Linked DNA regions of Homo sapiens: region 1 is linked to region 2. The links are chromatin loops, found by intact Hi-C in ENCODE. Cell type or tissue: IMR-90. All regions are shown on one strand.

The links. A loop is a pair of places that touch in the nucleus more often than their neighbours do. Peaks named below come from ENCODE experiments on the same cell type or tissue, not always from the same donor. Only the 100,000 strongest peaks of a DNase experiment are listed, where the experiment ranks them.
Region 1: a loop joins it to region 2, with 7 times the contacts of the local background. A loop is called at or near these places in 2 of 110 quality-filtered maps.

The regions. Positions count from the first base shown.
Region 1 is chr6:169,535,703-169,538,202 of GRCh38, forward strand. The region is part of intron 25 of WDR27 (WD repeat domain 27); the gene reads right to left. Among named protein-coding and RNA genes, the nearest start is that of LINC02519, 150 kb to the left of the region's middle. In IMR-90, no CTCF peak of the experiment used is centred here; DNase peaks (open chromatin) are centred at 939 and 1,259; H3K27ac peaks cover 437 bases.
Region 2 is chr6:169,617,491-169,619,990 of GRCh38, forward strand. The region is part of intron 21 of WDR27 (WD repeat domain 27); the gene reads right to left. Among named protein-coding and RNA genes, the nearest start is that of WDR27, 83 kb to the right of the region's middle. RefSeq lists enhancers at 1-64, 1,444-2,088, 2,089-2,500. In IMR-90, no CTCF peak of the experiment used is centred here; a DNase peak (open chromatin) is centred at 1,291; H3K27ac peaks cover 451 bases.

The DNA.
Region 1 (2,500 bases), 82 kb before region 2:
GGAAAGCTCCACTTTCATAAAGTATGTGGACCACAGAACTTGGTAAGTCAGACAAGAGCAACAAAGGAGGTTCAAGATGAAGGTTAGAGAGTACAGGTTTCTCACCAGATCTGTACACACTGTAAATGATAAACAAGAGCAATTATTGTTTAGCTCTGACACCCAGTGTATTCACTTCAGAGTAATGTTTCCAGCAGAAAATACCAGGGCCAATCCACTGTTCCAGACTTTGTCTCCATTAAATCCAATACTGTTCCCACATACTTTAATTTAAAGGAATTAAAACCAATAACTACACACAAGGCTGAGAGATCACTTTACAGAAGCAAATCCAGAAGTTGCCAGCATGCCTGTAAGATTTCATTTCTGGAAAGCATTAAATTATCCTCTGTGCCAACAGAAAAAAATAGGCTCAAAAGGAATAAAAATGAAGTACTGGGCTAATAGTTCAAAAAAGCATAAGGTTTTCTGCGGTTTATAACTTGAGGACTTTTTCCTTTTAAGATTCCCTTCAGGTAGAGCTTTCAAAAATACAATCATAAGCCTTATATAAGGACCACATCTGATATGAGCCTTGCATAACAGCAAGGACACCCCACTTTCCTCAAGTTCAGTCCATGTGCATCACCAGAGCTACACTTTCACTCCACCAGCTACAGTGAAGTCATTAAATATTTGCAAGGCCACATTTTCCAAATTAGGTCCATTATTTTTATGAACCTCAATTCTAACAAATGCTGTAATAATCCTAAGTTTATTTCTAGATGTCTGAATCTCCCACTTAAAGTGCAGAACTAATGAAACTGGTCTTATTCTGACACGGATTGCTTATAAATGAAACAAAAAAACTACAAAAGAAAACCATGGCTCTGCCAACCCTTGCACAAATGTGTGATCATGCTCACTCACACAACAAATATTCACCAAATGCTCTTTAAGCCAAGAAGTTTTCTAGGCTCTGGGATTAGGCAGCTGGGCTCACAAAAGTGATCAGATGTTAAGTCAGACACAAACCAGAAATCTCACCTAGGACCCAGCTTTTCCAATCATTAGAGGGATACAGCCACCAAGAGGCACAAGAAAAGCAGGAAGAGGTTAAGACATCGTGTGTGGGTCTCCAGGTCTTCCCTTCCCTCTTAGTCTCTGGGTAAGGTACGTGGTTTAGTTCACATAGGGACAGGGATGTAGGTTATGAAACATCTCCATTTAATACTTCAAATAGCTGTCTGGTTCTCTACAGAGCCATGACTCATGGATCCATAGACCACAAATTTATTTACCATGCAATCCTAACCCAGAGAAATCCTGCTAAAACCAGAACATAGATAAGGGCTCTTTTCATAGCAAACATCATGACTCTATTTACCAGGAGGCCTATTATCCTCATATAACAGAGACGCGTGTAGGTCACCTGTCTTCTTTCTTTTTCTTCAAGTGCCCCTTGGTATTCCTAGTGGTTGAGAGGGAGGAATCGCAGGCCAGCTGCCTCCCAGACATTATACAATACAGGCAAGATCTCTCTTCTTACGTAGCTTATGCTCTTCAGGGAGGAGCATCCAATAAGGAAATATATGAATAGACAAGACAATTTTAGAGATTTGTGTGCTGTGATGAACATAGAATAGGGTGATGTGATAGGGAATGAGTAAGAGGGCTGCTTTAAATTGGGTGGTCAGAGAAGGACTCTCTGAAGGTATGATTTAGGACCTGAGATCTGAAAGACAAGAAGTCATTCATAAGAAAATCTCTGCAAAACCATCCTAGTCAGGAAGAATAGCACATGCCAAACTCCCAAAGTGGAAGAGCTTGGTGTAAAATAGAAATGATTGAGAAGCAGAAAAATTGCCTACAATGTTGGAGAGTATCAGATGGGGGAGAGTGGATGGAGGGTGGAATGTGAGCAAGGACCAGATGATGGGAGGTCACTGATGTGATGGGCGTGGGCTTCGATCTTATTCTGGGTAGAATGAACCACCATGGGGGTAGTGCCAGAAGAATCACTTGATCTGACCTGTGTCTTAGGCCATCTGGCTGTGGGTGTAGAAGAGGCAGTAATGGACATGGGGGGAAGCCAGAGTATTCTGAAGCAGCCCAGCTGTTAAGAGACGGTGGTCTGGACAAAAGCCGGGGGAAATGGCAAGAAATAGAAGGGTTTGGGTTATGTATTAAAGTAATGACCAGGAGTGTGAAAATCATATCTCAATAAAGTTGTTTAAAAATATATGGCCAAGAGTCCCTGATTTTTGTAGATATCACTATATATTGAAGCATTTACAGACAAAATGATGGGATGCCAAAGATTTTCTTCAAAATAAATTGGGTGTGTATGTGTGGTGGGGGTGGGGAGAGATGGAGCAAGATAAGCCGTGAGCTGACAACTGGGGCAGCTAGGCTAGCCACAGTTGGGTGTGTGGAAATTATATTAACATTGAATATATGTTTAAAATTTCCATAATAAAGTGTTCAAATTTGAACATTAAGTCTGGCAGGATCCTGATGG
Region 2 (2,500 bases):
TCAGCCTCCCAAGTGGTTAGGATTACAAGGTCATGCCACCACACCCGGCTAATTTTTGTATTTTTAGTAAAGACCGGGTTTCACCATGTTGGCCAGTCTGGTTTTGAACTCCTGACCTCAGGTGATCCACCCACCTCTGCCTCCCAAAGTGCTGGGATTACAGGCCTGAGCCACTGTGCCCAGCCGCCCAACCCTAATCTTATTATGCAAATGGACTTTCTACTTGGCCAGCGCCATCTTGCCTGCTCCTTACTGTACACATGGCTGGCAGAAAAGAAAAGATGGAGCCACCATTTTGAACATGCCTATTCCCAGGTAGCCTTTCCTATTGGCACAACTGCCAGTATTCGCGTTTACAAGCTTCCAACTTGTTTGTCTAACTCTGCAGCTCGATTTTACAGCCTGCTCTTCGTTAGAAAAGAAAATGATTTGGGGGCTGTTCTTCATTAAAAGGAAAACCTTAGGGAGGATTCCCATACCTTCATTATCTGCCTAAGTAATTTCTTCTTAACTCCTGTATCATTGCTTCTGAATGGGTACTAGGGAAAGACCCATACCAAATTCAGCAGTGGTTATCAGAGAAGAAGAAAAGGGAGGGATGTGGGTAGGGTTTTCTCTGCATCAATAATCATTTCATTTCCTTTTTAAAAATACAGCAAGATCTAAAACTAATAAAGCAAAATAACATAAGTGACTATTCCTGAAATCTAGAATCATATGTAATAAAATTATTTCATTAAAAAAGCTGTTTAAACTTTTACACATTGTTTTTAATTAAAATTAGCTGTCTAGTATTATGTATTTATATCACAAAATAGTACATATTTTATTCAGAGGCAGGCAAAGAGTAGTATCCTATCAAGTTTTAAAAATATATAAAGTATCTACACCTGCTAGGACTTTAAGGATATCAATAAATCATAAAACACGTATGCATTTTCATTTTTTAAATGAGCCATTTAATAATATAACACATAAAATAGGAAAATATGACCATCACTTTTTGATGCATCTGGCACTCTTGTTAATACAATACTAAAATGAATTTAAAATTCCATTTGTCCAACAGAATTAAGATAACTATAGGAGTAATTCTCAGAAGAGATCATGTTAATGGTGGTGCACTTGGATGACTGCAAAAAAAAAAAAAAAAAAAAAACATTATTGATGCATGACTAATGTGGCTGAGGTGGTTACTAAGCTTAGAAGAAATTAGAAATGCCCTGTTTTATATGTTACTGGAAATACAGCATTTGGGCCAATGATAATTTCTGCTTCTCCTGTATTTGGACTTGTAGGATGACAGTTTGTGAGTAGCAGCCCCCACATGGCTATGGTTAGTTTGATGTACATTGTGCAACTGAACAAAAATGTAAGATAAGTTTTTTTAAAAAAGCTATTAAAAAATAGTGTAAACCTCTGTAACCTTACACTCTTTCCCTTTCATTCCATCAAATACCATTCAGATGTTTATTTTCAGGAAGTAAAACCCGTAATTTTCCCATAAAAAACCTCAGAACTATTTTTCTTAATATAACACCTCTCATCCAAGAGTACACCACAATGATTCACAAAATATTACAATCCCTACTGAAAGACCACATAGATTTGACAGGATTCAGGCTACTGTATAGTCATTGCTCAAGCTGTTGAAAAATGTAGACATTTTAAGCAGTTTCCTAAAGCAAAGACACTAAACCTCTTAACAAAAAGCTAAGATTTTAAAAGAGAGGAACTCTCCTTGAATTGGGAAATTAGACGGTCACCATGTCATTCCAGGAACAAAGCGAGGCACATCTACACAACAATGGCTCTTCACAAGGCCAACTTGTAAAAACAGTCTTCACCACAGCACTTGGAATGAAATATCCTATGCGCCTCTTGTCGACAGAAAGAGTAAAACTCTGTAAAATATTGGAAGAAATTTATTCTGGGCCAAATATGAGTGACCACGGCCCGTGACACAGCCCTCAGGAGGTCCTCAGAACATGTGCCCAAAGTGGTCAGGTGCAGCTTGGTTTTATACATTTTAGGGACGCATGAGACATCAATCAAAGACATTTCAGAAATACACTGGTTTCCCACCTGGGAAAGGCAGGAAAACTCAAAGTGGGGGCTTCCAGGCTCTAGGTAAAAGTAAACATTTTCTGGTTGACAATTGGTTGAGTTTCTCTGAAGACCTGGGATCAATAGAAAGGAAATGTTCAGTTTAAGATAAAAGACTGTGGAGACCAAGGTTCTTTTGAAGCCTCATTAGTGGCTGCCCTTGGAGACAACAGGTGACAAATGTTTCCTGTTCAGATCTTTAAAAGGTGCTAGACTCTTAATCTGTTTAGGATTGGGAGGGCCTGGAAGAAAGAGATCTAGCCATGTTAATAGAGATTCTTCACAGATGCATGACTAATGTGACTGAACTGGTTTTCCCACACAAAGGACAGCTTTGCAGGGCCATTTCGACATATGGCAAAGACACATGTTTTGGAGTGAAATATTTTTATTT